Regions from separate parts of the Homo sapiens genome. Here region 2 is linked to region 1. A link is an interaction called in ENCODE POLR2A ChIA-PET data of the cell type or tissue named here. Cell type or tissue: Panc1. All regions are shown on one strand. Links, peaks and the distances in the headings refer to the core of each region. The heading gives the core; the rest is flanking DNA.

What was found. ChIA-PET counts read pairs that join two places held together with the same protein. Peaks named below come from ENCODE experiments on the same cell type or tissue, not always from the same donor. Only the 100,000 strongest peaks of a DNase experiment are listed, where the experiment ranks them.
Region 2: POLR2A ChIA-PET joins it to region 1 with 13 read pairs; 7 of 35 experiments call an interaction of 5 or more read pairs at or near these places.

What each region holds. Positions count from the first base shown.
Region 1 is chr3:47,829,093-47,845,596 of GRCh38, forward strand. It overlaps DHX30 (DExH-box helicase 30), which reads left to right. Exons shown (of 22, transcript NM_138615.3): 6 at 1-42; 7 at 11,785-12,086; 8 at 12,525-12,645; 9 at 14,014-14,163. Among named protein-coding and RNA genes, the nearest start is that of MIR1226, 12 kb to the right of the region's middle. RefSeq lists enhancers at 8,507-9,325, 12,653-13,159. In Panc1, for the core only: a CTCF peak has its summit at 8,786 (motif pointing right); a DNase peak (open chromatin) is centred at 8,791.
Region 2 is chr3:47,901,606-47,918,109 of GRCh38, forward strand. It overlaps MAP4 (microtubule associated protein 4), which reads right to left. Exons shown (of 21, transcript NM_001385682.1): 7 at 14,346-15,569; 8 at 13,212-13,334; 9 at 7,433-10,816; 10 at 1,345-1,395. Among named protein-coding and RNA genes, the nearest start is that of MIR1226, 60 kb to the left of the region's middle. In Panc1, for the core only: no CTCF peak of the experiment used is centred there; a DNase peak (open chromatin) is centred at 9,376.

The DNA of each region.
Region 1 (16,504 bases), core at 4,274-12,273:
GCTGAGCGGCAGGCTGCAGCTGCAGCCTGCCAGCTGTTCAAGGTGACCCTTCCTCAGTGAAAGCCACTGAGACCTTCCTCCTGGAAACTCCTTGCCCTTTGTTTTTATTGGTAGAGGTTGGCCCAGTGTTCTACCACTCACCTGCCCTGAGCCCTTCCCACTTCCTGATTCCTTTCTTACTGTTCAGCCAATGAGATATATATATATATATATATATATATATTTTTTTTTTTTTTTTCCTGTGTTTTTGGTTTTTTTTTTTTTCCTTTGAGTCAGAGTTTCACTCTGTTGCCCAGGCTGGAGTGCAGTGATGCGATCTTGGCTCACTGCAACCTCCACTTTCTAGGTTCAAGTGATTCTCATGCCTTAGCCTCCCAAGTAGCTGGGATTGCAGGTGCCCACCACCACGCCTGGCTAATATTTGTATTTTTAGTAGAGAGGGGGTTTCACCCTGTTGGCCAGGCTGGTCTTGAACTCCTGACCTCAAGTGATCCACCTGCCTAGGCCTCTCAAAGTGTTGGGATTACAGGCGTGAGCTCGTAATCTATTTTCTGTGGTTTTAAAAACCGCCCAGCCTATCTTCTGTGGTTTTAAAAACTACAGAGAGGAACTACTTTATGAAAAACTTCCGACACACAGCGTGAGGGATATATTTCCATGTTGGTTTCTGTTTTTCTTTTCTCATCATTTCATGTAGGTTTTTCTCTATCGCAATGTAGTCCTGTCTTACTTTTTTTAAATTTTTTAATTTTTTTTAATTTTTGTTTGAGACGGAGTCTCGCTCTGTTGCCTGGGCTGGCGAGATCTCAGCTCACTGCAAGCTCTGCCTCCCGGGTTCATGCCATTCTCCTGCCTCAGCCTCCCAAGTAGCTGGGACTACAGGTGCCCGCCACCATGCCCGACTAATTTTTGTATTTTTAGTAGAGATGGGGTTTCAACTTGTTAGCCAGGATGGTCTCAATCTCCTGACTTTGTGATCTGCCTACCTCGGCCTCCCAAAGTGCTGGGATTACAGGCATGAGCCACCATGCCTGGCCAACTTTTTTTTTAATTTTTAAAAATATTTTCATTTTTAGGCCAGGCACGGTGGCTCACGCCTGTATTCCCAGCACTTTGGGAGGCCGAGGTGGGCAGATCACGAGGTCAGGAGCTTGAGACCAGCCTGACCAACATGGTGAAACCTTGTCTGTACTAAAAATACAAAAATTAGGTGGGTGTGGTGGCAGGCACCTGTAATCCCAGCTACTCGGGAGGCTGAGGCAGGAGAATCATTTGAACCTGGGAGGCGGAGGTTGCAGTGAGTCGAGATCACACCATTGCGCTCCAGCCTGGGCCTCAGGATGAGACTCCGTCACAAAAAAAAAATAATAATAAATTTTTTCATTTTTAGTAGAGACGAGGTCTCACTATGTTGCTCAGGCTGGTCTCTAACTCCTGGCCTCAAACAGTCCTCCTGCCTCCACCTCCCAAAGTGCTGGGTTTACAAACATGCGGCACCGTGCCTAGCTCTAATTTTTCTGAGACAGGGTCTTGCTCTGTTGCCCAGACTGGAGTGCAGTGGCATGATCATGGCTCACTGCAATCTCGACCTCCCAGGCTCAAGCCATCCTCCCACCTCAGCCTCCCCAGTAGCTGGGACTGCAGGCCTCGCCACCATGCCTGGCTAATGTTTTTGTATTTTTTGTAGAGATGGGGTTTTTCCATGTTGCCCAGGCTGGTCCCAAACTCCTGGTCTCAAGCAGTCCTCCCACCTCAGCCTCGCAAAGTGCTGGGATTACAGGTGTGAACCACCGCACCCGGCCAGGTTGCTAAGTCTTCATCTCTGCTCTGACAAGAAAAAGCCACAGGATGCGTATTCCCTCAGCTTCTCTTCTACTCATGGTCTCCAGGATTTTACTGTTCCTTTCTCTTTCCTGCACTTGAAGAGGCCCTGTTGCTATTCTGGGCCCCCATAGTACCCATCTCTTTTCTCTGTTCCTGTAATAGTCCATTGCTATAAAGGAATACATGAGACTGGGTAATGTATTAAAAAAAAAAAAAAGAGGTTTATTTGTCTCACAGTTCTGCAAACTGTACAAGAAGCCTGGTGCCAGCATCTGCTTGACTTCTGGTGAGGCCTCAGGAAGTCATGGTGGAAGGGAAGGGGAGCTGGTGTGTCCCACAGCAAGAGAGAAGCTAGAGTCATTGAAACAACTAGCTCCTGTGTGAACTAACAGGGCAAGAACTCAGTCATTACTGTGGGGAGGGCATCAAGCCATTCATGAGAGATCTGCCCCCATGACCCAAACACCTCCCACCAGGCCCACCTTTGTCATTGGGGATCACATTTTGGCATGAGATGTGGAGGGGGCAGATACCCAGACTGTAACAGTGCCCTTTTCTGTGTCTCTTCTGCATCTCCTCTCTTGCCCTTTTGTTTAATTTTCAGATTCTTCCTCTTCTGGTTCTTTTCTATAGGCCTCAAAAATATTCAGTGCTCTGATTTTTTCCCTTGGCTCTGATCCACTGCAAACAGCTCTCTGTGCTTGTATTTTCTCCACTCTGCTGACTTGGCCATCTTCGTTCATGCCCTCTAGTTACTTTTTTTTTTTTTTTTTAAATAGAGATGGGGTCTTACTATATTGCTGAGGCTGGTTTTGAACTCCTGGGTTCAAGCCATCCTCCCGCCTCAGCCTCCCAAAGTGCTAGGATGACAGGCATGAGCCACTGCACCCAGCCTATGTGTATTTTACTCAATTTAAAACAGAAAAAAAAGGCTTTAGTGGACCACTCTAAATACTTTTCCTTGTTGCACACTTTAGGTATTTAGTTTTCTCTCTGAAGGCCTTTTCCTTTTTCTTTTTTTTTTTTTTTTTTATTCCTCTCTCCCATCGTCTTGGCATTTTCCTTATTGTTGAATCTTGAACTATTCTTAATGAATGGTTATATCTGGAGGGGCTGATAAAATGATCCATTTTATATTAACTTGAGAGCCAGTTAATATCTTTTTTTTTTTTTTAATAGAGACAGGGTCTTACTCTGTTGCCCAGGCTGGTCTCTAATTCCTGGGCTGAAGCGATCCTTCTGCCTCGGCCTCCCAAAGTGCTGGGATTACAGATGTGCGCTGACTGCCTGGCCTCTGTGTACCTCTGTATCCCCACAGTGCTCTGTAGCCTTGGCACTGCCATGCATTTCGTCCTCAGCCACTGGAAGACCTCTGCTTCTCTTTTCTCTCTAGGTCACTCTCAAGTACCTTTTCCTCTTCCACCCTCTAAAACATCTTGATTGATTGATTGATTGAGATGGGGTCTAGCTATGTTGTCTAGGCAGGTCTTGAACTCCAGAGCTCCTGCCTCAGCTTCCAGGTAGCTGGGATTACAGGCACACACAACCATGCCCAGCTAATTTTCTTTCCTCCCTGGGGAATCTTGTCTCTTACAGGTTCAACCATTCTCTCTGTGTTTAATGTCTCGAAAATATCCATCTCCCATAGGGTAGGTCTACCTCAGTGATTCTCAACCATGGATGATTTTGTTCCTCACGGAACATCTAATTCTTTTTTTTTTTTTTTCTTTTTCTTTTTGAGACAGGATCTCACTCTGTTGTCCAGGCTGGAGTACAGTGGCGCAGTCTCAGCTCACTGCAACCTCTGGCTCCCGGGCTCAAGTGATCCTCCCACCTCAGCCTCCCAAGTAGCTGGGACTACAGGTGTGTGCCACCATGCTCAGCTAATGTTTTTATATTTTTGGTAGAGACAGGGTTTTGCCATGTTGGCCAGGCTGGTCTCAAACTCCTAAGCTCAAGCAGTCTGCCTGCCTTGGCCTCCCAAAGTGCTGGGATTACAGGTGTGATCCACTGTGCCTGGCCTCTTTTTTTTTTTTTTTTTTTTTTCCTGTAGAGATGGTGTCCCGCTATGTTGTCTAGGCTGGTCTTGAACTTCTGGGCTCCAGTTATCCTCCCACCTTAGCCTCCCAAAGTGCTGGGATTATAGGTGTGAGTCACGGCTCCTGGCATAATTATTTTTTTATTGTCTTTATTTAATGTGTACAGTATGGTGTTTCATATTCACATACACTTTCATAAACACAGAATGAAATGAATACTATATTCAAGCAAATTAACATATCCATCACCTCAAATAGTTATCTTTTTTTGTGGTAAGAGCACCTAAGGCTGGGTATGGTGGCTCATGCCTGTAATTCCAGCAATTTGAGAGGCTGAAGTAGGCGGATCACTTGAGTCCACGAGTTTGAGACAAGCCTGGGCAACAGGGCGAAAAGCCTTTTTTGTATTTTATAAAAAATACAAAAATTAGCAGGGCATGGTGGTGTTTGCCTGTAGTCCCAGCTACTTGGGAGGCTGAGGTGGGAGGATTGCTTGAACCTGGGAGGCAGAGGTTGCAGTGAGCCGAGATCATACCACTGACCTCCAGCCTGGGCAGCAAAGCAGGACTCTCTCTCTCTCTCAAAAAAAAAAAAAAAAAAAAAGAAAGAGCACCTAAAATGTACTCTTGGGCGCTGGCTCATGCCTGTAATCTCAGCACTTTGGGAGTCTGAGGCTGGCGGATCACGAGGTCAGGAGTTCGAGACCAGCTTGGCCAACATGGTGAAACCCTGTCGCTACTAGAAATACAAAAATTAGCCGGGCATAGTGGTGCATGCCTGTAGTCCCAGCTACTCGGGAGGCTGAGGCAGGAGAATCGGTTGAACCCAGGATGCAGAGGTTGCAGTGAGCTGAGATCACGCCACTGCACTTCAGCCTGAGCAACAAGAGCAAAACTCCATCTCCAAAAAAGAAAAAAAATGTATTCTCTTAGCAAATTTCCAGTTTATAATACAGTATTATTAATTATAGTCCTTATGGTGTACATTAGATCTTTAGACTTACTCTTCTTATATATATGTAACTTTACATCCTTGGACCTACATCTCCCCATTTCTCTTTTCTTCCTGCCCCTGGTAACTACCAGGTCTACTCTGTTTCTGTGTATTCAGCTTATTTTAGATTCCACATATGAGATCATGTGGTATTTTCATTTTGTTTTGTTTTTGAGACCAAGTCTCGGCCTGTTGCCCAGGCTAGAGTGCAGTGGCGTGATCTTGGCTCACTGCAACCTCCGCCTCCTAGGTCCAAGCAATTCTCATGTCTCAGCCTCCCGAGTAGCTGGGACTACGGGCATGTGCCACCACACCCAGCTAATTTTTGTATTTTTTGTAGAGATGGGGTTTCGCCATGGTGGCCAGGCTGGTCTTGAACTCCTGACCTGAAGTGATCTGCCCGCCTTGGCCTCTTGAAGTGCTGGGATTACAGGTGTGAGCCACTACTCCTGGCCCATGTGGTATTTTCTTTGTGTCTGGTTTACTTAGCATAATGTCTTCCAGGTTTATCCATGTTTTTACTTTTATTTATTTATTTTGAGACAGGGTCTTGCTCTGTGGCCTAGGCTGGAATGCAGTGGTGCGATCATGGCTCACTGCAGACTCCACCTCCAGGGCTCAAGAGATCCTCCCACCTCAACCTCTGGAGTAACTGAGACTGCAGGTGTGCGCCACCACACCTGGCTAATTTTGTAGAGATGGGGTCTTCCAGTGTTGCCCAGACTGGTCTTGAACTCCTGAGCTCAAGCAATCCACCTGTCTCAGCCTCCCAAAGTGCTGGGATTACAGGCATGAGCCACTGCACCTGGCCAGATCTCCTCTTCTTTAAAGGCTGAATAATATCCTGTTGTGTATATGTACCATTCATCCTTTGACAGATGCTTAGGTTGTTTCCGTATCTTGACTGTTGTGAATAATGCTGCAGTTAACATGGGAGTGCAGACATCCCTATGAGCTGATGATTTCATTCCCTTTGGGTATATACCCAGAGCAGATATTGCTGGACCATATGGTAGTTTTATTTTTAATTTTTTGAGGAACTTCTTTATTTTTTATTTTATTTTTTATTTTTTGAGATGGAGTCTTGCTCTGTTGCCCAGGCTAGAGTGCAGCAGCGCGATCTCGGCTTACTGCAGCCTCTGCCTCCTGGGTTCAAGCAATTCTCCTGCCTCAGCCTCCCGAGTGCCTGGGATTACAGGCATGTGCCATCATGCCTGGCTAATTTTTTTTTTTTTTTTTTTTGACATGGAGGTTCGCTCTTATTGCCCAGGCTGGAGTGCAGTGGCGCAATCTCAACTCACTGCAACCTCCGTCTCCTGGGTTCAAGCAGTTCTGTCTCAGCCTCCCGAGTAGCTGGGATTACAGGCATGTGCCACCACGCCTGGAATTTTGTATTTTTACTAGAGATGGGGTTTCTCCATGTTGGTCAGGCTGGTCTCGAACTCCTGACCTCAGGTGATCTGCCTGCCTCGGCTTCCCATAGTGCTGGGATTACAGGTGTGAGCCACTGTGCCCGGCCAATTTTTTTGTACTTTTAGTACAGATGGGGTTTCACCATGTTGGCTAGGCTGGTCTCGAACTCCTGACCTCAGGTGGTCCACCCGCCTCAGCCTCCCAAAGTTCTGGGATTACAGGTGTAAGCCACTGCGCCCGGCCAATTTTTTTGTACTTTTAGTAGAGATGGGGTTTCACCATGTTGGCTAGGCTGGTCTCAAACTCCTGACCTCAGGTGGTCCACCCGCCTCAGCCTCCCAAAGTTCTGGGATTATAGGCATGAGCCACTGTGCCTGGCTCTCTTTTGGGTTTTCTATATATAAGATATGTCATTTGTAAGCAGGGATAATTTTACTTCTTTCTTTCCAGTTTGGATGCCTTTTTTTCTTGTCTGCCTGCACTTTCTAGTACTTTTAGTACTATGTTGAAAAAAAGTGCTGAGAGTGGCCAGGGGCCATTTGGCAATGTCTGTAGGGATTTTCGTTGGACACAGGTGGAGGAGTGCTACTGGCAGCTGTAAGATCAAGGCCAGGAATGCTTCTTCCCAGCTTACAGTACACAGGACAGCCCCCTATAGCAAAGAATTACCCTGCTCAAAATAGCAATTATGCTGAAGCTGAGAAATCCTTCTCTGCCTGGCTGACTGGCTGGCTGGATGTTTGAAGGCACTTTAAACTCAGACTTTTGTTTTTTGAGATGGAGTCTTTCTCTTTCGCCCAGGCTAGAGTGCAATGGTGCAATGGCGTGATCTTGGCTCACTGTAACCTCTGTCTGCCTCCTGGATTTAAGTGATTCTCCTGCCTCAGCCTCCCTCATAGCTGGGATTACAGGTGCCTGCCACCACGCCTGGCCAATTTTTGTATTTCTAGTAGAGATGAGGTTCCACCATGTTGGCCAGGCTGGTCTCAAAGTCTCCTGACCTTAGGTGATCCGCCTGCCTCTGCCTCCGCCTCCCAAAGTGTTGGGATTACAGACATGAGCTACTGTGCCCGGCCATCCCAGCCTGTCTGAAGCAGGTCATTATCACATTTTTCTCCATCTCTTTTTCTCTTCCCCATCTATGTGTATAGTTTTGTTTTGTTTTGTTTTGTTTTGAGATGGTGTCTTGCTCTGTTGCCCAGGCTAGAGTGCAGTGGCGCAATCTCGGCTCACTGCAACGTTCACGTCCTGGGTTTAAGCGATTCTCCTGCCTCAGCCTCCCGAGTAGCTGGGACTACAGGTGCGCACCACCACGCCCAGCTAAGTTTTGTATTTTTAGTAGAGACAGGGTTTCACCATATTGGCCAGACTGGTCTTGAACTCCTGACCTCGCGATCTGCCTGCCTCCCAAAGTGCTGGGATTACAGGTGTGAGCCACCGTGCCCAGCCTAGTTGTTTTTGTTTTTTTGATCATAGCGATCCTAATGGGTGTGAGATGAGATCTTGTTGTGGTTATAGGAGTTGTTTTTTATTCTAGAACTCAGCCTTTTATTCTCTAATAGCTGTACTCCCAGTTCTTCAGCGTTTCCCTTTCCCCCCAAATCAGATGTCTTTTTCTGCATTGCCCATAGGCTTGGTGAGACGTGCTGGCAGCACAAAGGGGACTGAGTCAGCAGCCACAGCCAAGAAGAAGGTGTCCACGGGAGGACATAAATGCACCCCAGCCTCCTAAATAGAAGAGGCTTATTCTTGAAGAATGGTCCTTGCCAGGGCCGAGGGCTGGAGCAAGGCACTCCAGACTCAGGCCAATGTGGCTTAGAGCCCGGGTGAATATGCGTGGCTATGGGGAATGAGAATGAATGTGGGTCTGCCTGCTGGGCCATGCGGTAGACGGGCAGGGAGGAGCTAGAACTCCAGGGCCTTCACTGTCACAGGGGCAGAATGATTTGATCCTGTGGCTGCCAGGGCTTCTGACTAGTGGTAATTGATAGAATGACACAGCCAAGTTTGCTTTTAGGGAAAATCACTGACAGCAGTAGTTTTTGGCAAGACCAGAGACAGGGACACTGGATGGAAGAGAATACCAGCGGCAGCTGTGGAGGAGGTTTCTTCAACGGTATTAGAGGGCCAGGCATGAGGGCCTGTAATCCTAGCACTTTGGGAGGCTGAGGCGGGTGGATCACAAGGTCAGGAGCTCGAGAGCAGCCTGGCCGACATGGTGAAACCCCATCTCTACTAAAAATACAAAAATTAGCCGGGCCTGGTGGCGTACGCCTGTAATCCCAGCTACACAGGAAGCTGAGGCAGGAGAATCGCTTGAACCTGGCAGGCAGAGGTTGCAGTGAGCCGAGATGATGCCATTGCACTCCAGCCTGGGTGACAGAGTGAGACTCTGTCTCTAAAAAGGAACAACAACAAAAAGGTATTAGAGAAGTTGCACGGACAGCTCCTGGACAGTTGAGGAGGTGGGAGGGAGAATGGGTTGGAGGGGCAGCATGCGCCAGCAGGGGGAGCTGTGGACGAGCAATGGGTTGGCGCCTAGGTTATGGCAAGAACAGTGGCTGGTGGATGTTGGTACAGCTCAGGACCGGTGTGGGAGCATGGCCAGGACCAGCAGTGAGCCTGTGGGGACGAGATCCTCTGGTCTAGTGAAAGAGTGGTTGCAAAGGCAGGGGGAGAACGGTGCTGTCCTGCTGGGGAAGCCAGGCCAAGGAGGGATGCTTGTATTGCTGCTCTGTGGAACCAGAGGCATTCTTGTCAGAAGGGAGGCGGTGACGCAAAAGTGTGGCAGCTGAGCCTTGGATCGGGCCCTGCCCCAAGGGTTCGCGAATGTGTGTGTGGCATACCTTGGCCCCATCGTCTGTCCCATAATCCTGCGGTTTTCACGCGTCTATTCTTAATAGACAGACTTTAGAATTGGTTTGTCAAATGCTTAATAAGAAGCCTCTGCAGACTTTGATTGGAATTGTGTTCAATTTATGGATTAATTTAAGAGGTTTTTGTCTCCTCACACATAAAAGTTCTATCATCCAGGAACATATATCTCCATGGATTTACATCCTTTTGCCAAGTTGTGTGCTTAGTCCATACCTTTCTGACCCACCTTAGTTCACCTTAGGTAGGTGATGGTTTTTGTTACTGTTGTGAATAGAATTTTTAAAATTAAATTTAATTATCTCAAAAACCCAAGGAGAAAGTTTTATGAAGGCAGGCCATGGTCACTCTCCAGCTTGTCATGAGTTGGGTGGGATTGAAAGCTCACTGTAGAGAGGTTCCTGGCCCGTGGCCCGTGCTGTCTGCTGTCACATGGCCCTGATGTTCACCTGACAGGCCTTGTTCTTGCTGTCCCGCAGACTTTGTCGCCTTTACCACTCCCAGTGGCAGCTCCTGCAACCTGTGCTTTCTTTGCAGTTGCTCCTGTTCTCCCAGCTGCTCACTCATCTCACCCACGTCTTTGTTCCTTAGACCCTGGCCATCTGCATTTCTCTTCTGCTGCTTAGATTCCTTGTTTGTTTGTTTGTTTGTTTTTGGAGATAGGGTCTTGCTCTGTCACCCAGGCTGGAGTTCAGTGGTGTGATCATGGCTCACTGCAGCCTCGATCTGTAGGCCTCAAGTGATCCTCTTGCCTCAGCCTCCCAAGTCTCTGGGACTACAGGCACATACCACCACCCCTGGCTAACTGCCTCTTATATTCCGAACTGCTTGAGGGCAAGGACCAGGTCTTGTCTCTCCTGATGATGCTTAGGTGGCCAACATGTTGCTGCGTACATGCTAGAGACTTAGGCAATGTTTAATTTATATTTTCTGTAGAAAAGCATGAAGCTATAACACATTTAAAATCATATTTTTGTATAAATAGCTTTAACATTTCAAGTTATTTCTCTAGAATGTATTCCTAACATAGGATTCTTATATTCTCTTTTTTTTTTTTTTTTTTTTGAGACGGAGTTTCGCCGGAGGTTTGCTCTTGTTACCCAGGCTGGAGTGCAATGGTGCGATCTCAGCTCACCGCAACCTCTGCCTCCCAGGTTCAAGTGATTCTCCTGCCTCAGCCTCCCAAGTAGCTGGAATTACAGGCATGCACCACCATGCCCAGCTGATTTTGTGTTTTTAGTAGAGACGGGGTTTCTCCATATTGGTCAGGCTGGTCTCAAACTCCTGACCTCAGGTGATCCGCCCACCTCGGCCTCCCAAAGTGCTGGGATTACATGCGTGAGCCACCGTGCCCAGCCTTCAGGATTCTTATATTCTTATATATAACTTCTTATAACAGAAGTTGTATCCGTTTCATGGTGTGGGCTACATAGGTTTTTTTGTTTGTTTGTTTGTTTGTTTTTTTGTGGAGTCTCTATTGCCCAGGCTGGAGTGCAGCAGCCCCATCTCAGCTCACTGCAACCACTGCCTCCCAGGTTCAAGCGATTCTCCTGTCTCAGCCCCCTGAGTAGCTGAGATTACAGGTGCCCACCACCACGCCCGGCTAATTTTTGTATTTTTAGGAGGATGGGGTTTCGCCATGTTGGCCAGGCTGGTCTCCAACTCCTGACCTCGAGTAGTCCACCTGCCTGGGCCTCCCAGAGTTCTGGGATTACAGGTGTGAGCCACTGTGCCCGTCTGGCTACGTATTTTTTTTTCTTTTCTTTTCTTTTTTTTTTTGAGACGGAATCTTGCTCTGTCGCCCAGGTTGGAGTGCAGTGCCATGATCTTGGCTCACTGCAAGCTCCGCCTCCCAGGTTCACGCCATTCTCCTGCCTCAGCCTCCCAAGTAGCTGGGACTACAGGCACTCGCCACCACGCCTGGCTAATTTTTTTGTATTTTTAGTAGAGACAGGGTTTCACCGTGTTGGCCAGGATGGTCTCGATCTCCTGACGTCATGATCCGCCCGTCTCGGCCTCCCAAAGTGCTGGGATTACAGGTGTGAGCCACCGCACCCGGCCCTACGTACTTTTTAATTGCTGTATTTACTGAAGCTTCCTAGATCATTATGTGAATGTATCTTCTTGGGCTTGGTGCGGTGGCTCATGTCTGTAATCCTAGCACTTTGGGAGGCCAAGGCGGGCGGATCTGTTGGGTCCAGGAGTTCAAGACCATCCTGGGCAACATGGTGAAGCCCTGTTGCTACAAAAATTCGCTGGGCGTTGTGGTGCATGCCTTTAGTCCCAGTTACTTTGGAAGTTGAGGTGGGAGGGTCACCTGAGCCCAGGAGGCAGAGGTTGTAGTGAGCCGTGATTGTGCCACTGCACTCCAGTCTGGGTGACAGAGCGAGACCCTGTGTCAAAAAAACAAAAAACAAACAGTATCTTCTGCTCACCCATTGCCATGTGGGGTTATTTGTTTGCATCAAAGCTAGGCATCTTTGAGAGTTCCATGCCCAGTTCTGGACTAGGGGCTGAAGTGGGTAAACAGATGAAAAACCACGGCTGCACAACACAACTTAACGGTGTAGCTGGACACGGACCAGGCCGACTGAGGTGTAAAGATGGTATCAATCCTTAAAACGTCCCTTTTCCCCTCCAGGGTTGGGGTCTGCTAGGTCCCCGGAATGAGTTGTTTGACGCAGCCAAATACCGAGTGCTAGCTGATCGCTTTGGCTCCCCTGCCGACAGCTGGTGGCGTCCGGAACCCACCATGCCCCCTACTTCCTGGCGGCAGCTGAATCCAGAGAGTATTCGACCAGGGGGACCTGGGGGCCTATCCCGCTCTTTAGGCCGGGAAGAAGAGGAGGACGAGGAGGAAGAGCTAGAAGAAGGGACCATAGATGTTACCGACTTCTTGTCCATGACCCAGCAGGATTCCCACGCTCCACTCAGGGACTCAAGGTACAGATGGAGGATGGGGATGCAGCAGAGGCTGGCTGTGCCTTGACACGGGGATGGGCGAATGTTCTCTGCTAGCTTTCTCTGAGATGGGAGCGCCCCTGCCTCACATTTCAGCCTGTGTGCCCCATCACTCAGTGTGTGTCTGCCCATTCTTGGGGGACAGCCAGCTGTGGTCTTCTATGTGGCTGGGCTTTTGCAGAACAGCAGCATGGAGCCCCTGCTCTCTGCTATCTTATCTGTGTGAGGGAATGGAGGGAGCAGTCCCCATGCAGTGTGGCTGTGGGAGGAGCAGAGACGCCCGGTTTCCCATCCATTTCATGCCTTCTGCCCTTCTGGCTCCCTGCTGCAGCGCAGCGTCCTCACCCCTACATCGCAGAGCCTCAGGGAAATTGGTCCAGGAAGAGAGAATTCTTTCAGTTAAACTTTTGGTCCTCCCAGGGGGAGTTCCTTTGAGATGACAGATGACGACAGTGCCATTAGGGCTCTGACCCAGTTTCCACTTCCCAAGAACCTTCTGGCCAAGGTGATTCAGATTGCAACGTCATCCTCCACAGCTAAGGTGAGTTGGGTCTCCTAGAAGTTTGTGTGGGGGCCGTTTACTTGGTCATGTCTGGTGTTCCCTAAAGGCAGGTTTAGAGAGGGCTGAGGGGGTGTGTTCCTCCAGCCCAAACCTAGGCCAGGTGGAGGAACTCCTGCTTGGGAGGAAAAGCAGCAGGTGTGATGGAATGGAGGTCAAGCCTCAGCAGCACAGGGAGTGGGCTTGGGGGCCGCAAGAGCAGAAGACCCATACCTCTTCTGGGCGGTGGATTGTCAGTGGGGAAGGGTTAGAGGTGTGGGTCTTGGTGAGGTATGAATTTCTCTCTTGCTGCCAGGCGAAGGGGCTTTGGTCATGAAATGCCTAACCTTGTTTTTACTTTAACTCGTTGCTTTGAATTTTGTCCTGCTTGTCTCTTTAATCACCTAGCCTTGCTTCTCATGTAAAATAAGACTCTCTCTAGCTAAGAAAGCCGTACAAACCCCAATTGACCCCTTAATTTACAAGACACTAAGGGCTCCTCACCCAACCCCCTTTCGTAAGGAGTTGGCCTGGGTAAACAGATCCTCAGCATTTCAAAGGAGCCTAATTAACTGATAAGGTACGAACACCAACAATATATGAAGTTCCCAGGAATTTTCTCCAAGAGATAACAACATAAAACCTTGAGTTCGTGTCTGGCGTAGACCCTATATCTAATTATAATGAAAGATTTAGAATCTTGCACCTGGTACTGTTGCTCTTCTTGTAACCATTTGTCTTTTAAGTTGTTTATCACTCTGTAACCATTTTGATTCTTTTGATTCTTGCATGTTTTTACTTCTGTAGAATTATTACATTTAAGTCCCCCTCCCCTTCCTAAACCTAAGTATAAAAGTTAATCGAGCCCCTTCCTCGTGGCCGAAAGAATTTTGAGCATTAGCTGTCTCTTTGGCCGCCGGCTTAATAAAGGACTCTTAATTCGTCTCAAAGTGTGGCGTTTCCTTAACTCGCCTAAGTACAACAGTTAAGCAGAGCTTCTGTCCAGGTGCAGGGTCTTTTTGCTCCCGCAGGATGTGCCTGGTTTTTAGCTCATGCTGACAGCTTCAACCCACAGCTGCCACGATGTTGCCGAGATGACAGTGGGCTAGGAGGGCAGGTGATGGCATTGCCCAAGCACTGTCTTCTGCAGTGGAAGTCGAGGTATAGCAGGAGAAGCGAGCCTGGGACTAGGGTGCCTGAGCCCATGGGCCTGCTCCTGGCTATGCAGCAGCACCTCTAGCATGGCTCACGCCTGGCACCTGCTGAGATGGTGGCTCATTCTGTCTCTGGGCTCCTTGGCATTCTGAGAATGCCCCAAGTCTCTTCCCATTCCCTACATTTCTGTAACCATCTCTCTTGCCTTCCATGTAGAACCTCATGCAGTTCCATACTGTGGGCACCAAGACCAAGCTGTCTACACTCACCCTGCTCTGGCCCTGCCCCATGACCTTTGTTGCCAAAGGGCGCCGCAAAGCAGAGGCTGAGAATAAGGCGGCAGCCTTGGCCTGCAAGAAACTGAAGGTGAGTCCAGGAAGGTCCTGGGTGTGGTGCATGAGAATGTCTTGAAGCTCCCCTCTGCCAGTGGCAAATGGGTCCCATTTTCTAGGAAATGAAACCACCACAGCAGGCCTTTTGCCTGGCACAAAGACAGCTGGTATGCAGGCCTCGCTTGTAGGCCCTGTGGCTGTTGCCATGGCTTTTCCAGAGGCCCTGTGGAGATACTTTGCCCGTGACCCAGCATTTTCCACACTGTTGGCCTGAACCTGGTGAGGCCGGGAGGAAACTTGCTCATTGTTCTGAATAGTATAAAGCCGGGAGGAGCCGGGCCTGTTTTGAGAGGCAGACCTGGTGTCCAGTATGATCCTGATAACCCGGGTTTTGTGGGCAGAATGAATAATGTGACTTGTGACTGCAGTGATGATTGAGGAAGCAGTCAGGATCAAGGTAGAGACAGTGTGGCAGACAGCTGGCAGTTCTCTTTTTTTTGAGACAGGGTCTCTGTGGCCCAGGCTGGAGTATAGTGGCACGATCATGGCTCACTGCAGCCTCGATCTCCTAGGCTTAAGCGATCCTTTCACCTCAGCCTCCTGCATAGCTGGGACCATAGGTATGCACCACCACTCCCAGCTTATTTTTAAACATTTTTTGTAGAGACAAGGGTCTCACTGTGTTGCGAAGACTGGTCTTAAAATCTTGGGCTCAATCAGTCTTTCTACCTTCACTTCCTAAAGTGTTGGGATTGCAGGCGTGAGCCACCGCTCCTGGCCATGGCCGTTCTCTTGAAAGGGGCTGGTGGAGTTAGCTGATGGCACAGTAGTGGGAGGGAGTTGGGATTGTCTCTGACTGCCTGAGGAGTTAGTAATCTCAACCCATGTTGGTGGAGGTTTAGTTTGCAGACCAAGATAGAAATGGGCCTGCTTTACTCTGAATGGTCAGGTGCACCATTTCATGGGTACAGTTGGCTCTGGGAACCATGTTTTAGTTACAGCTGATGGTGAGAGGTAACAAGAACCTGGAGAAAGACGAGGAAGAGGGGACAGGCAATTGGTGAGATAAAGAGGGCACAGATATGCTACCTGTGACTCGAGGGCAGAACAAGGACTGAGTAGAACTGGAGGCATCTGAGCTTTGGCCTGATGCACACGCACTGTGAGCAGAAGCACCTTGGCATGGTAGGGGCCTGTCTGGGAAGGAGCAAGCTTTGCAGTGGCTGGAGGGCCATTTGTCAGTGAGGCTGGTGGGTAAAACCCATGAAGTCTGGGGAGAGGGCAGAAGCCTGTTCCTGCAGCAAGGAGCTTGTGTTGGCACCTCCTGTGGTATGAGGACCAGATTCCTGTCCTTTAGGTCCTTATAGCTGATGGTGCCAGCACGCCCAGAGGCAGGGGGTTGGCCCCTGTTGGGGGAAGACTTCTTTAAGGAGGGAGTGTTTGATCTGGGCTCCGAAGGGTGAGCAGAGTCCAGCCATTAGAGGTGACAGGAACACAAGACTAGTTTTACCCATGTGCGTGAGGTATTGGAATGCTATGTTTTATCTCTGGTGAGGTGGCTTTAGGTATGTAGGGAGGTAAGACACAGTGTTTTCCTTCCAGTGGCTTGTTTGATCAAGTTGCATTATAATCGACATTTACAGGAAATTCCACGTGCATCTGTATATGATGGGGTCACAGATGGGTCGGGTGCCATGTAGGGATTGGGAGGCGGGATGGAAGGATTAGGGGAGGAAGGCTTTGATGAGGCAGCAAAGGAAGAGGGAGTCTGTGGGGTGCGTTCTAGCATCGAGGGCCTGGCCTGGCTGGTCTGAGGGTACATGTTGGGAATTCACAGAGGTGACAGTGGCCTATTGTGGTGTTGGGGGGGCTGTAGCCACACAGTGAGTGGTTTCTCCTCAGGGCCTTCTCCAGACGTAGGGCTGTTCTGCTGTGACACATCAGGTTTAGCTTTTCTTGAATTAACTTTATTATTATTTTCTTTGAGACAGAGTCTCGCTCTGTCGCCCAGGCTGGAGTGCACCGTCATGATCTCGGCTCACTGCAACCTGTGTCTCCAGGGTTCAGGCGATTCTCGTGCCTCAGCCTCCCTAGTAGCTGGGACTATAGGTGCCGGCCCCCCACCTGGCTAATTTTTGTATTTTTAGTAGAGATGGGGTTTCACCATGTTAGCCAGGCTGGTCTCGAACCCCTGACCTCAGGTGATTTGCCTGCCTCGGCCTCCCAAAGTGCTGGGATTACAGGCGTGAGCCACCGCGCCCGGCCTGAATTAACTTTAGTTCATTTTTTAAAACGTTTATTTTGGTAAGTTAACATTTTCCTAGTTCATAATTTCTCCCTCCATCACCATGTCAGCCAAAATCCAAAATCTCTTA
Region 2 (16,504 bases), core at 4,738-12,737, 73 kb after region 1:
GGAGGCTGTAGTCAGCTGAGACTGTACCACTGCACCCCAGCCTGGGCAACTGAGCAAGACCCTATTTAAAAAAAAAAAAAAGAATGGAAGCCCCCTTACTGTCACCTCCATATCTTAAAGAAATAACTATATCTGCAATACTGTAAATCAAAACTAAGTTTTTATTTTAACAGTGTGTTCAGAATCCCCCAATGCTATTTGTCAACCAGAGGGTACAAGTGAAGGGTGAGGGAATATGAGGGGAAGAAGCTTCTTTTAAAGTAGGATATTCAAGCCAGGCATGGTGCCTCACACCTAGAATCTCAGCACTTTGGGAGGCCAAGGAGGAAGGATTGCTTGAGGCCAGAAGTTTGAGACTAGCCTGGGCAACAGAGTGAGACCCCATCTCTACAAAAAATATTCACCAGGTATGGTGGTGCACACCTGTAGTCTCAACTACTTGGGAGGCTGAGGCAGGAGGATTACTTGAGCCTGGGAGGTCGAGGCTGTAGTAAGCCGTGATCATGCCACTGCACTTCAGCCTGGGTGACAAAGTGATACCTTGTCTCAAAAAAATAAATACAAATTTAACAAAACAAAGTAGGATAATCAATTGTTGCTTGATTCATTTCAAAGAATATTTAAATGTTCTGGCTCAAACAAGGTAATGACCACACAGTATTTTTTGGAGGTTAAGAGTTTAGGATGGCAATGAGTATATAGTAAGGTTCAATAAATGGTAGCTATTTTTAGTTGTGTGACTAGTCCCAATAAATTTCATCAGCATGGTAGTAAAAAAAAGCCAGTGGAGTCAGGCGCAGTGGCTCATGCCTGTAGTCCCAGCACTTTGGGAGACCGAGGTGGGTGGATCACGAGGTCAGGAGTTCAAGACCAGCCTGGCTAACATGGTTAAACCCCATCTCTACTAAAAATACAAAAATTAGCCGGGCGTGGTGACACATGCCTATAATCCCAACTACTCAGGAGGCTGAGGCAGGAGAACTGCTTGAACCCAGGAGCCAGAGGTTGCAGTGAGCCGAGATTGTGCCACTGCACTCCTGCCTGGGCGACAGAGGGAGACTCTGTCTCAAAAAAAAAAAAAAAAAAAAAAAAAAAGAAGCCAGTTGAATCAGAGGGCAAGTGGGGTGAGAGTAATGAGGAAAGGAACTTCACAAATGGCACTACAGTTAAGAAAAGACATTACCAAATGGGTACTTCTCCAGTTGTAAAATAGTAGCAAGTTCTAAGATAACAAATGGTTTTTTCATCTGCTGAGCATATTTTATTTATGTACAAGGGCCTTGAAACTGTTAGAATTCTGGGTTTATAAATTACTTCAAGTTTCACACCAAGAGAGTTTCTCACCATAAACTGACATTCCCAGCTGCTGGTAGACAGTTGATGAGCTCAAGCAAACTGAAGAAAGAAATGAAAGCCAGATTATAAGAAGACCAGGCTTCACTATGGCAAAGGGAGGGCCTATTTACAGGGATCCCAAACTGTCCCATTCACAGTAGCAGCATAGCAAGTACACTGTCACTCACAGTTCTACTTGGTTTCCAGGGGAACAACTAACATGGAGCGGGTATTGGAATCTAATGTGGATCATCCTTTCAAGTTTGTGCTTCCCTTCACAAAAAACACAATCCCATAAGAAGTCCTTTTCTGGCCAGGTGCGGTGGCTCACCCTTGTAATCCCAGCACTTTGGGAGGCCAAGGCGGGCGGATCACGAGGTCAGGAGATCGAGACCATCCTGGCTAACACGGTGAAACCCCGTCTCTACTAAAAATACAAAAAATTAGCCAGGCATAGTGGTGGGCGCCTGTAGTCCCAGCTACTCGGGAGGCTGAGGCAGGAGAACGGCGTGAACCTGGGAGGCAGAGCGTGCAGTGAGCCGAGATCGCGCCACTGCACTCTCGCCTTGGCGAAAGAGCGAGACTCCGTCTCAAAAAAAAAAAAAAAAAAAGTCCTTTTCTGAAAAGTTGAGCTTAGACTTCCTGACGTATTGCATTAATCTTCCCTGCCTGGAAGAACATGCATAGTATGCAAAGAAACCTTCTGTTAAAGTTTCCCTAAATTTGACAGCAGCATGAAAAAATAACAGTAGAGCAAACAGTAAGCTGGAAGAGACTTTGGCAATATATTCACTTTCCCTACTTCTAAACAGGGTAAGATCAGCAAAAAGATAATTCACTTATAATTCAAAAAATGTCATTAGGCATCATGTATATATAAAGCTCTAGGCTGGGTGTTAAAAAGTACATGTAAATAAATCAAACACAGACTCTCTGGACAATAAAATGCTAGACAGAGTCAAAAGACCTAGATTCTAATCCTAAATTAACCTCTAATTCACAGTTTATATTTTCATGATGTATCTTTATTTCTCCAAGTAGAAAAGTGTTTAATTAGTGCCTAGATACTAAAAAAAGTCTATTTTATGTTTACTAATTGTCAACCTTCATCTTTTTCTTTTTAAGTACCTGAAACTTCCGGAAGCTTCTGAAGCAAGTCTAAGAAAAGCATGGATCTTAGAAACATAAAGACTTGGATTCAAATTCTAACCCTGGCACTTCACCAGCTATGTGACCTTGACAGCCTCCATTTTCTCACCTGAAAAATGGAGATAATCTTTAATAGTGTTATTTTATGTGTGTGTGTATGATCTATTTACCTATTTCCAGATAACCAGGCAAATAAAATCAACTCAATAGGTGGTAGGTGCTATTATTATTATTATTATTTTTTGAGATGGAGTCTCACTCTGTCTCCCAGGCTGGAGTGCAGTGGTGCGATCTTGGCTCACTGCAACCTCTGCCTCCTAGGTTCAAGAAATTCTCCTGAGCCTCCTGAGTAGCTGGGATTACAGGCGTGCGCTGTCATACCCAGCTAATTTTTGTATTTTTAGTAGAGATGGGGTTTCACCATGTTGGCCAGGCTGGTCTCGAACTCCTGACCTCAGGTGATCTGCTGCGCCTGGCCAGTGCTATTATTATTAACACCCGGATTAGTTAGAGGTACTATTATTTTTACTAACACCACTAATAATATCTTTTTTTTTTTTGGGCGGGGGGGCTAGAGAGGGGCGGGGCGGGGGATGGAGTCTCACTCACTCTATCGCCCAGGCTGGAGGGCAGTGTTGTGATCTTGGCTTACTGGAACCTCTGCCTCTTGGGTTCAAGAGAGCGATTCTCCTGCCTCAGTCTCCTGAGTAGGTGGAATTACAGGCATGCAACATCATGCGTGGCTACTTTTTGTATTTTTAGTAGAGATGGGGTTTCACCATGTTGGCCAGGCTGGTCTTGAACTCCTGGCCTCAAGTGATTTGCCTACCTCAGCCTCCCAAAGTGCTGGGACTACAGGTGTGAGCCACTGTGCCCAGCCAACACCATTTGTAATATCTTTACTGTCCAAACAATGGAAACCATGGGTGACACCATTTGACCACAAGACGAATGAGAACAAGATATGTGAGAATTGGTAGCAATATGGGGGCAGGGCAGTTAACATGAATGATTCAAAGTGAGGAACAAAGATAAACACCAGTGATGGACTAACAAAACATGTGAACACATTATGCTGTTCGACAGAAAAACTCGATATGCAAGACATAAACTCTCCCTACGATAAGCTAGAAACAGTGACTTCAAGAAAAATATTGAGTGGATTAATTTTTCTTCTACAAAACTAAAAAATAAGAATAGGACAACTCTGAAAAAGAATAATAGGGCAAGGGGTTGGGCTAGCCCTATTAGATATTAAAATATATTAGGAAGCCTGGTGGAAAGATCAATGGATCAGGAAAGAAAGTCCAGAAATAGACCAAATACATGCAGAAATTTAGGGTATGACAAAGGTGGCAGTTCAGTGGGAGATCGATTATAAACATGATGGTGGGATGACCAAGTAACCCTGCCTCACAACCTTATAAACAAAACATACCAAAACAACAACAACAACAAAAAAAAAAAACCCCACAAACAAGCAAATTCTAGATTGGCCAACAATTTAAAATGAAAAATATTAATAGAAGAGAAAAGAAAATATTTTCATAATTTCAGAGCATGGATTGGCTTTTATAAACTTGTTAATACATGAAGAAGTCACTAAAAAAAAAATAAAACACAGCCAGGCATGGTAGCTCATGCCTGTAATCCCAGCACTTTGGGAGGCTGAGGCAAGTGGATCGCCTAAGGTCAGGAGTTCAAGACCAGCCTGGCCAACATAGTGAAACCCAGCTCTACTAAAAATACAAAAAATTAGCTGAGCGTGGTGGTAGGCACCTATAATCCTAGCTACTAGGGAGGCTGAGGTAGGAGAATCGCTTGAACCTGGGAGGTGGAGGTTGCAGTGAGCCAAGATCGTGCCATTGCACTCCAGCCTGGGCAACAAGAGTGAAACTCCATCTCAAAAAACAAAAAAAACAAACAAAAAACAGCACACACACAAAATCTATGCCATGAAATAATTTTTCACCGATTAGATCAGTACACATAACCAAAAAAAAAAAAAAAATCACACTAGTAGAGAAAGGCAGGGAAACAGGTATTTGTCTATGTTGAGGGTGGGAGTAGAGATGTACCTTTCTCTACAAGGGACATCTCTGTAGGCCTACAGAGAGCAATATGGAACACCCATCAAAATTATGAATACATATTCTTCAAACCAGAGATTCTTACTCCGGAGCCCCTTTTTATTACACAGACGCACACACATGAAGATGACATCCTATAGATACAAAGATAGTTTATGTACCATATTTCTAATGAAAAAAAGTTGGGAAACACCTAAATGTGCATCAGTAAAGAAGTACTGGCCAGGCACGGTGGCTCAACACCTGTAATTCCAACACTTTGGGGAGGCTGAGGCAGACAGATCACCTGAGGTTGGGAGTTTGAGATCAGCCTGACCAACATGGAGAAACCCCGTCTCTATTAAAAATACAAAATTAGCTGGGCGTGGTGGTGCATGCCTGTAATCCCAGCTACTCGGGAGGCTGAGGCAGGAGAATCACTTGAACCCAGGAGGCAGAGGTTGCGGTGAACTGAGATCATGCCATTGCACTCCTTCGTGGGCAATGAGAGCAAAACTCTGTCTCAAAAAAAAAAAAAGTACTATAATACATTAGTATATACCTATGTAATGAAATAGTATACAGCTATCAAAAAAGAATGAGTCATATCTAGAGACATGTACCAGGAAAAAAGATTAAAAAAAAAAACAAAAAAAAGAGGCCTCTTTCTTTATACTGATTCTTTTTTTTTTTTGAAATGGAGTTTCCCTCTTGTGGCCCAGGCTGGGGTGCAGTGGCGCGATCTCGGCTCACTGCAACCTCCACCTCCCAGATTCAAGTGATTCTCCTGCCTCATCCTCCCAAGTAGCTGGGATTACAGGCATGCACCACCACACCCAGCTAGTTTTGTATTTTTAGTAGAGATGGGGTTTCTCCACGTTGGTGAGGCTGGTCTCGAACTCCTGACCTCAGGTGATCCGCCTGCCTCGGCCTCCCAAAGTGCTGGGATTATAGGTGTGAGCCACTGCGCCTGGCTTCTTTATACTGAGTCTTAAAAGATCTCTTTAAAAATTAAGTTTAAAAAGAATAGCACACATCAGTATGTATGTATACGTCTCATTTATATGAAATCAGGAAATATATATGTTATTACTTATTATACATAAATTGTCTGGAAGGATATATAAGCTATTGTGAACACTGGTTGCTCTGGAGAGGGAAAGCTGGAAGGCGGTTAATGGAGGGAGGCCAACTTACGTTTTACTGTATACTCCTTTGTACCATGTGAATGTATTAACCTATTCGACAATTAGTTTAAAAATTTTTTTTTAACTATTAAAAAGGTATACATTGTCCTTAGGGGAAAGGTGTGGTAGAATTTATAGAAGAAACAATAAATTTTGTCCCAAACCCATTATCCTTCCCATACCCACTCTGTAAGGCCACTGCTAACACAGTCTCTGAGCCTGACCTGACCCAGGCAGGGCCCCAAAAGTTCTGCAGTACTGGTCTTGCTTCCTCAAGAAAAACAAATCCTCTTTCTGCATTTCTTTGGAAATACTGAGCAAAAAGAGATGGCTGGGATTTCACAGAAATTACATGTTAACTTTTAGATCACTGCTGAAACTAAAGAATGGGTCTAGAAACCAAAACGAAAGAACTGGATAGAACACTGGAAATCTCAATGAATGCTGGAAAGCCCTCTACATACTATTTCATTTTCTGCCTTGGTAATAGGGTAGCTAATAGAAGATAAAAACAGAGAAGATGAGAATGTCTTATGCAAATAACAACCTTTAGCATTCTTTACTCACACAGCAGTATTCCTTAGTGGGTACATACTCATGCATAGACAAGCTTTACCCAAAAGAACAAGTCCATACCATGCAGAACACAATCCCATGATGAAACCTCTCTAAAAGCCTGACTGGCTACTAAAACCAATTGGTGTTTTTTTTAAATTCTGGAGTTAGTAGCTACATCATGCAAGCTGGGAAACAGTGATTAAGAAATAGTGTCACTTGTAGGCTGTGAAAAATCTCAAAGACAAGGGAACATTTTTTGAAAGCTAGATTCAGGGAAGCCACGATTAAATGTATACTTTTTTGGGGAATTGGGGGTGGGGGGAAACGGGGCTACCATTTCTAAATCTTAAAGGAATCATCTTCTTAATCTCATTCCAATTACTTGACTGAATAGAGCCAAAAAAGAGTAAAATTATGAGGAACACAACATGGGCAAGTTTTATGGACTATGTTTGATGGACACAGACTATGCCCAAAACTCAAACCCACATGGAACTGTGGGGCAATGGATATAAGCAACAAACTGGTCAAAAAATGTATCTGTATCATTGAGAGATCATTTCCCATTACTAGAAACACAAATAAATCGGTGCCTACCAATGCTGGTTTGAGGCCACCATTTCCTCATAAGGAGGTGGACTGATTTCATTTAACCTAAAAGCAGTTTGGATATTTAGTCCCACCAGCACAAGCTACATATAAATTGAAAAAAATCTCATGCACATAGCTAGACATGAAATATTTTCTTTCCTCCTGTGAATCCTTATACCAAGTAATGATTAAAATTTAGCTGTAAACTTGATACATAGGAGGCACAATTTTAAAAAAATTAAGAAATGGATGATGATAGGTCTTTTGTTAGACAATTCATTGAAAATTCAACTTCCCCTAAAATTCAACGTTCAGTGCTGGGTAAAAAAGGCATGCAACCAAGTTACCAGCCTCCTCAAGCAGGACACAAGGAACACATTGGCTGCAGAAAACACACCGTAGCAGTTATAGGTTTCATGCCAACAAACCAATGATTAACAAGGATGATTAGAGTCTGGATGGAGCCAAGACACAAGCTCTTTGCCTTTCTGATGCTGACTCAAAAGCCACAAGCACACACATTTCCCCATGGCAGGTTCATACCAGCGGACTTCAGTTGCTTATGTCTCTCTTGTTCCTGGATTGTAGACTTTGGCAAAAGTGGAGTAAGTCCTCGGGACTTGGTGGGTCTCATGTAGCCTTTCATTGGTTCTGCCATTCTGCTTTTATCTTCCTTTTTCCCTTCTCCTGGTGTCTTTGATTCAGATTTTTCTGTCATTTTCTGAGGTGTCTCCAAAATCTTATCTTTGGGTTCTGGGAGTCGAACACCCTTGGAAGCAGTCATTATTACTAACGTATCCGCCACCTCTGAAGGAGGAGCTTCGACTTTGCTATGTAAGAAATCTGACTGGATTTCTGGTGTTGGCAAGGAAACGCTTTCCAATTCCGTGATTTTACAAGCCAGACTAATTTCTTTCAATTTATCATTTTCACTTTTTGGAGACAAAAGAGTCAGATCTACCTTCTTATTCAAACTATCTGAACCTTTGGAATTTCTATCTTGAGCATTTTGGTCCTCACAAAAACTGAGCTTTTGTGCTTTGTCTTCCAGTAAGTCAGGAATCTGAACTGCAACAGACCCTTCTTTAGTCTCTTTCTCTTCATTCACTGGATGTGCTGGGAAATTACCTCTATCTGCATATCCTTCTAGGGCTCTGGCCTCTCCTGGTAGGCTCTGGTCTTCTACTGGCACTCCAGGAAGGAGGTGACCTTTTGCTAGCTCTGTGACTTTCTCTACTGAATGCTTAGACGCACCACTGTGCACTGACTCAGATTCTCCTATCACATGCCCTTCATCGATCCCTGCTTCATTTTTCATGGAATCAGCAAGCTCAGCTTTATTCTTAAGAGAGTGATCTCCATGAATGTTAACTGTTTCTATGGCTGTTGTAATAGGTAGAGCAACTCCTCCTGTGCTTGTAGAGGGCACAACAGCAGAGGGACCCTTGGGTCTTTCTTGACCTGGGACTCCATCTTTGGTGTAGTTATCTACCATTAATGATTTGGAAATCTGGGCTGGGGCTATCTCTTGCCCATTTTTTGCCAAGGTATCTGGAAAGGAATCACCTTCCTTTACTACTTGAGGAGTAGGAGTGGGCAGTTTTTCACAGGCTGCTGATTCCAGAACCTCTAGAGGAGATGATTTATTTATCAGCTCTGATGGTGTTCTGGGACAGGTAAATGTAATATTTCTATTTTCGTCCATATAGGCCATTCCTTCAATTCCCTGGTCCCCTGTGGTTTCCATGGGAACATGTATTTTTGTTGCATCTATCTTATTCTCCAGAATGTGCTTCTCAGGAGAACTATTTTTAACCTTTTTACTTTTTCCATCATTACTCCTTTTACTTGGTTTGTCAGCCACTGCAGTGTATCTATTGGCTGCATCTGTCTTATTCTCCTCAGATACTACTGAAGGAACAAATCCTGCCCCCTGGATTTGCTCTTGGCAGCTCACATCTGTCACCTTGGCAGGTGGTTCAGTAACAGTAGAAGCCTTGACTGTGCTTATCTTGTTTTCCCCAAGAGTCCCAAGCTCAACAAAATTAACCTGAAAATTTCCACCCTTCCTGTCAACTGCTTCCACTGTGGGTGTATCTGGTGTATGTGAGAACGAAGAATCATGCATTTTGGGGAAAGTAAATCCTATTTCCTTGCTTTTATGGGGAATACTACCAGTATCTCCATCCTTCCCTTCAAAAGGTGGGTTAAGGATTTCTTCCTTCCTCTCCATTCTAGCAGGCTGTGTGGAATAATTATTTTTAAACTTTTTGCTTTTGCCTTCATTGCCTCTCTTTTTAGGCTTTTCAGAAATCCAGGGAGCTGCCTCATGATCCTTCCATGGACACCTTCCTTCCTTGCTCTGGTTATTGACACCCATATCTTTGACTACATCTCCTGTTTCTGTGCTAACACCAGAAGTCTGAGTCATGCCTGATCCACTTTCCAAAGGAATCAATGCCTGCATGGTGCCTGCCACCTTAGGCTGAGTCATCTCTTTAGGCTCCCCCATCACCACTGCCTCCGTGAGATCAGCCTTAGTGCCTGGTTGCTTTGAAGAATTCAGCCCCAGCTCCTCACTCTTATCCTGAGTAGTCATTCCTTCAGTTTTAGAGACTGGCTCACTCGGTATGAGAACAGCCCTTCCGTCCTTCTGGCTGTCCAGAAGAAATGGCAGCTCAGATTTTGCTTTTACCTTCCCAGAATCTGTTCTCATTTTCCCAGAACTTCCCCTTCCCTTCCTGCTTTTGCCATCACCTGCCATTCTCTTAAATGGTTCATTCTCTACCCCAGGGACCTGTACCAACACTTGGCCCTGCAGCTGCTCAGAAGTAAAGATGCTGATCTCTTGTCTTTCGTTGGGAAAAGCTTCCTTTTTTAGTTCTTTATCCTCTTCAGCTCCTTCAGGAAACTCCTTCAGTTTGACATTCTGCAGTTTAGTCATTTTACTTTCATTATTCCCTTCTTTTAGATTACATTCTAATGGATTACTTGCTATCAAAGTGGGTACCAAATTTGGTATTTCTTTTGCTGCTGTGGGTTTTGAAACTACACCCATAACCTCTTGGTCCAAGAAAGGAGAGCAACCCTCTTTAAGTCTGATATCCAAAGGGGTTTCTACATTGTATGCAGAAACTTCTGCTAGGGGTCCTTTCAGATTGAGAGGGCCTACTGACTGGCTTTTATCTACAGGAGTCTTCAGGTGGGGTGCAGGCTGTGGTTTGTATTCATGTTGCTTCAGCAATTTCTTGTCTTGGTTTTGTAGTACTGACTTGTTACTTTTGCTCTCTTCCTCTACTCTCAGCTTAGACTGAGAACTTATTGCAGTTTTGGGGGCTTCTTCAGAAGGATATAAAGGAATTCTGAGACTCTCTGAGACAAAGTTCTCAGCTACCAGTCTGGCTGCACTGGAGTTAACTAAACATTCCCTTTTCAAGTTTTCTCCAGATACAAGTCCATATTCTGTACCCATAGTGGTAGGCTGGCTGGGGAGAACACCTGATTTTTGTGTGTCAGCTGCAAATGGATGACCTTTAGGCTTATCTGCATTGTCATCATCCGAAGGTCCTCCAGCCCGTGGTTGAGAATATCTCTTTTGCTTTGGTTTCTTCTTCTTTTTCTTCATCATTATTGGTGTGCTTTCTATATCCCAGGCCTCCCTGCCAAGATCCCTCTGGGGTTCAAGTGAGTCAACATGAATACTTTTTCTTTGGTTCCCAGGCCCACCACAGGAGGATGAACCAGAGACCCAACCTGACTCAGACAAAGAGCAGTGGCCCAGCCTGTGATCAAGAGTCTTCCATGGAGGAGAGCCTCCCAGCAGCTCAGGAGGGACCCTGGCAGGCTTGGGCCGGGTTGACCTGCGGTCACTGGGTCTGCAAACTTGTTTGGCTTGTGTGGGAGGGGTACCGCAATACATGAAGTTGGCTAAAATTCCAAACAAAAAACTCCTCGTTATTGTTTCTTAAAAACAACAAAAAACAAACAAACAAACAAAAAAACCAGACCATATAAATGACTAATTTAAGGAGGCTATTTTCACTAATACATATAGTACTTACTGTAATTTGCTCAGGAAAACAGTCTTTTCTAAAACATTTCTCACTTTTAACTGGCGCTAGCAAAAATATTTAACAGATCATCATCTCAGGTAAAGATTGTTTTCAAACATTTATAAAATATTTGAAATTTCAGAAGTAGCAGGATTGAACTTTTAAAAATGAAACATTTCACATCTTTTAACCTCTAAAAATAAGCACTTACTGCCTGTAAATCTCATCTGATTTATATTGGTCATTCTTAGTGCTTGCCTCTTTTTGGTGAAATTTATTAATTGCTTCAGTTAAATATACATGATTTTGGACAAAATTTATAATTCTAAGACTAGGTCACCAATATTAAACTAATACTTGTCAAACAAACCAGACAGATTCTGGGAACTAGATCAGAAGGCCAGACTTAAGTCACTTCACGCACACACACAAAATATACTGAATCCACATTTTGGTCAGAGAAAAATTCTCATGATTCCAGAACCAGAGCATCCTACTTTGAAAGACAAATATGTTAAATTTCAACATTCTGCTCCTAAATGTACTTCCCAAAAGACAGAGAAATATATATAATGTTAAGTAGGATAATTAATTTTAACAATTAAGATGAGTACCTTTGGAAGAGTTTCAGCAGGTGATCTGGTCTAACCTTCCTCCCAGTTAATATAATATGGATCCAAGATCCTGGCAAGAGTCTCATTAAGAGCAGGTATATGCCAGCTCCTGTCAAGTCTGACCCAATAAATTGATTTCCAAGAATATTATAATATGTAAATAGTGGATTTCATTCTTGTCCTTACCCCTCCAATATCCTCTAAATCCTAGCCTTTGTTTAATATCTCAGGTTAATTATTGCATCGCTCAAAAAATTGCTAGGCTATAGTATCCCCCAGTATTTATAACATTTAATTCAGCAATTAATCAGCAGCTATTCAGTGCCATCTTTTATACTATTTTATTCAATTATTATGTAAATCTTGGGTTTCAGAGTTCATGCCTGAGAACTTATCTCTTCATTCAGGTTATAATATAATAATTCAGGGGGCAAGGACGGGGACTTAAATATCTATATGCCTTAACATGGTGTATTTTGTATACCATAAGCACTTGATAAATCTTTACTGATTTGTTGAGTCAGTAAAACAACATTTAAAAAAAAAATCACACATTTATTTAAGCTCTAGTCTTGTGCTAGGTAGTGTGCAAAGCATTAGAGATTCTAAGTGAAATAAGTCATGGGCCCTTATGTCCCATATGTCAGGATGTCCACATTCCAATCATAGTCACAGAAAAGTAAACAGAAAATCAAGTTGATAATCATATACATATGCTTCTGGGTTATTAAAAACAGGTAATCTTCAAATTCACTGAATAATCAAACTTTAAATTGGAAAGTATCTTAGAGCAGTACCTCTCAAAGTTTAATGAAAATTAGAATTATCTGGGGATCTAATTAAAATGCAGATAATAATTACAAAGGCCTAAGGTAGAGCCCAAGATTCTGCATTTCTACCAGCCTCTCAGGTAATGTAGATGCTGTTGGGCCATGGAACACTGTAACTAGTAAGACTTTAGAGAACATTTGACCAATTAATTTATATTATAGCTAAGTAAACTGAGATATAGGCAAGTTATGTAACTTGCTTAAGACCACACAGGATAGAATAGTGAATAGCTGAACCAGATCAAAATTTGGGTGTCCTTTCTTCACTATGAAAACAGTGGAGAAGGCCAGGCACGGTCGCTCACGCCTGTAATCCCAACACTTTGGGAGGCTGAGGTGGGCAGATCACCAGAGGTCAGGAGTTTGAGACCAGCCTGGCCAACATGGTGAAACCTCATCTCTACTAAAAATTAGCCGGGCATGGTGGCAGGCGCCTGTAATCCCAGCTACTCAGGAGGCTGAGGCAGGAGAATCGCTTGAACCCAGTAGGTGGAGGATGCAGTGAGCCAAGATCACGCCATTGCACGCCAGCCTGGGCGACAGAGTGAGACTCTGTCTCAAAAAAAAAAAAACAACGACAACAACAACAAAAAAAACAGTGGAGAAAAAAAAAATTAGGTATCCTGATTTGCTGTAGTAGTAATTTTTAAAGATATAACAAGCTGACATTCTGTCTAAACCAGATAAAATCTGTCTAAGAGAATTGACTTCATAAACTATACTGCTGATTACCACCATACAACAGGGAACTAGAGACAATGTCTACCATCACTACTCTATCGCCCCTAATTTGTTTCAAAGAGTTCATTTTGTTTTCCTAACTTACCTGAGGTCTCTGAAGAAAGCTCAGAAGGTTGACTGTTGCATGGTTTCCTTTCCCCTAGTTTTTCTAACACAGAATCCTCCTCGGCCGGCAAGCTGCACTTTTTCCCCGTTCCTGTGACGGTTTCTAAAGGTAATAACAAAAGCCACACACGTTTCAGAGAAGCATGATTTCAGCTATTTTCCATCTGCCAGAAATTGGATATGGGATTAGTTTCTGAGGAGTTCTCCTACAAGGGGCAGCAAAGGAGTGAAGTGGTAGTTGGAAGCTGAAGTTGGGAAGGTATGTCTAGTTATGTTACTTTTTTTTTTTTTTTTGAGATGGAGTTTTTCACTCTTTGTTGCTCAGGCTGGAGTGCAATGGTGCGATCTCGGCTCACCACAACCTCCGTCTCCCAGGTTCAAGTGATTCTCCTGCCTCAGCCTCCCGAGTAGCTGGGATTACAGGCATGCGCCACCATGCCCGGCTAATTTTGTATTTTTAGTGGAGACGGGGTTTCTCCATGTTGGTCAGGCTAGTCTTGAATTCCCGACCTCAGGTGATCCGCCCACCTCGGCCGCCCAAAGTGCTGGGATTACAGGTGTGAGCCACCATGCCCGGTCAATGTTTCGTTTTTTAAGATGGGAAAAATAACAAACGTTTGTTAAATGGGTGGGAATGATCCAATGAAAAAAGATTTAAATTGGTATGAGGGGCAAAAAAGGGAAGAATACATGGGGCAATATATCGAGTAGGAAAGAGGAGATGGAATCTAGGGCAAAATGAGGAGAGGTTGGTCTTAATTAGGAGCAGGAACAGTTTACTTATAAAAACGGGAACTTTCATAAGCAGAGACCATGGATACAGATACAAGTAGTTGGGTAGATAATGGAATAGAAGTTTGTCGATGTTCTATTTTATTGCTTGACTTATCTGCAAGAAAAACAGGACAATCAGCAGAGAATGAACATAGAAAAGGTGTTGGAGGTGGGAGGAGGGTAAAGGCGGGAAAGAGTTGTCTAGGAGAGCAGGAGTATGAATAAACTTGCAAAGTACAGTGTGACTGTCTGTACTTTACCTGGCATGATGTTTGTCCTTAGTCTTCTCGAGACTACAACCTGGTAGAGAGAAATACTGAGAATAAGCACAAGCACGTACCTGGTGAAATCATGAAAGTAGGTGCAGCTGACTGCCCCACATCCTGCAGAGATTCTAAATGGGAATCCTCACTTATTCCTTTTTGTGTTTGTGCAATTTCCATGTCTTTAATTGGAACTGGTGTTGCCTCTGTTTCTGAGAGTGGTGGAACATCTTTGGCTGGAGTCACATTGTTGGCCAGGGTCAGAACCCCATCCTTAGCCAGGGGTGCTTCTGTTTTGAGGGCTGGGACCTGATCCTCAGTCAGGGCCACCTCCATTTCTGGAGGCAGACATACGTTCTTGATGAGAACTACTTCTGTTTCTGGAGGTGGAGTCACATCCTTGCCCAGAGCCATTTCTGTTTCTGATAGTGGAGACATGTCCTTCAACAAGCCCACTTCTTTTACTGTGGACGGAGCCACATCCTTGGCCGGGGCTATTTCTGTTTCTGGGAGTTGAGCCATGTCCTTGACTGGGGCCACCTCTGCTTCTAAAGGTAGTGCTTTATCCTTGGTCAAGATCACGTTGGTTTCCGGGGGCAGTGTCATGTCCCTGGCCAGGGCTACCTCTGTTTCTGAGGACAAAGCCACCTTCTCAGCAGAGGATATTTCTGTGGATGATATAATGTCATTAGCCTGTGCCACCTCTATTTCTGAGAGTAATACCAAATCCTTGGCTGGGACTATCTTGTTTTCTTTGGGTGGTCCCATGTCCTTGGAAGGAGCCAAGTCCATTTTTATAGGAGATGCCCTCTCTGTTTCTTTCTTGTTTTCTTTGGGTGGTCCCATGTCCTTGGAAGGGGCTAAGTCCATTTTTATAGGAGATGCCCTCTCTGTTTCTTTCAACAGTGTCACATCCTTGGCTGGGGCTACCTCTGTTTCTGTGGGCAGTACCACATTCTTGGCTGAAGATACATCTGTTTCTGTGGGCCATCTGACATCCTTAACCAGGGCCACTTCTTTTTCTGTGGGTAGTTCCATGTCCTTGACTAGGGCCATATCTGATTCCATGGATGGCTGCATGTCCTTGGCCAGTGTCACATCTAATTTGGTGGGTGATTCCATATCTTTAGCCAATGCCACCTCGGTTTTTGTAGCTAGTGCCATGTCCTTGGCGAGGGCCATCTCTGTTTCTTTAGATGGTGCCATGTCAGTAGTCTTCAGTCCCATCATTATTTCCAATGCTTGTGCTGGTGGCCTCTCTTCTGATGCCATTTCTATCTCCTTGGCTAGCTCTAAGGGAACTAAATTGGAAATTTAGGACACATCATTGTCTACTCATACCTTTGCATTAAAAATGCTTACTTTCTTCAGGCATGAGAGTATTTGGCTTTTGTGACCATAAGACTGTACACATAACTAAGAATTAATGTTAGGCCGGGCACAGTGGCTCACGCCTGTAATCCCAGAACTTTGGGAGGCCGAGGCGGATGGATCATCTGAGGTCAGGAGTTCGAGACCAGCCTGACAAACATGGTGAAACCCTGTCTCTACTAAAAATACAGAAATTAGCCATGCAGTGGCAGGCGCCTGTAATCCCAGCTACTTGGGAGGCTGAAGCAGGAGAATTGCTAGAACCCAGGAGGCGGAGTTTGCAATGAACCGAGATCACGGCATTGCACTCCAGCCTGGGGGACAGGGCAAGAGTCCGTCTCAAAAAAAAAAAAAAAAAAAGAAGAAGAAGCTAATGTCAAGTAACATATTCTGCCTACTCTTTGACAGTCTCAACACTTGGAAGAATAAGATGTAAAATACTGGGAGGACAAGTAGTGGAGGAGAAATGGCAAAGAAGAGAGAAAACATAGGCTTCAAAAATAACACGGGCACAGAATTAGTATTAGAAAGATAATCTGTGGGACAGCAGGTCAGTCATGCTTCCTATCAAGAAAAACTCCAGAGTTCTAAATCTGTACTGAATTTTTGTTTTTGTTTTTTGAGACACGGTCTCACGCTGTTGCCCAAGCTGGAGTGCAGTAGCATGATCTCGGCTCCCGGGTTCAAGCAATTCTCCTGTCTCAGCCTCCCTAGTAGCTGGGATTATAGGTACACGCCACCACGCTGAGCTTATTTATTTATTTATTTAGCTCTTTCACCCAGGCTGGAGTGCAGTGGCGCAATCTCGGCTGACAGCAACCTCTGCCTTCCGGTTTCAAGTGATTCTCCTGCCTCAGCCTCCCTA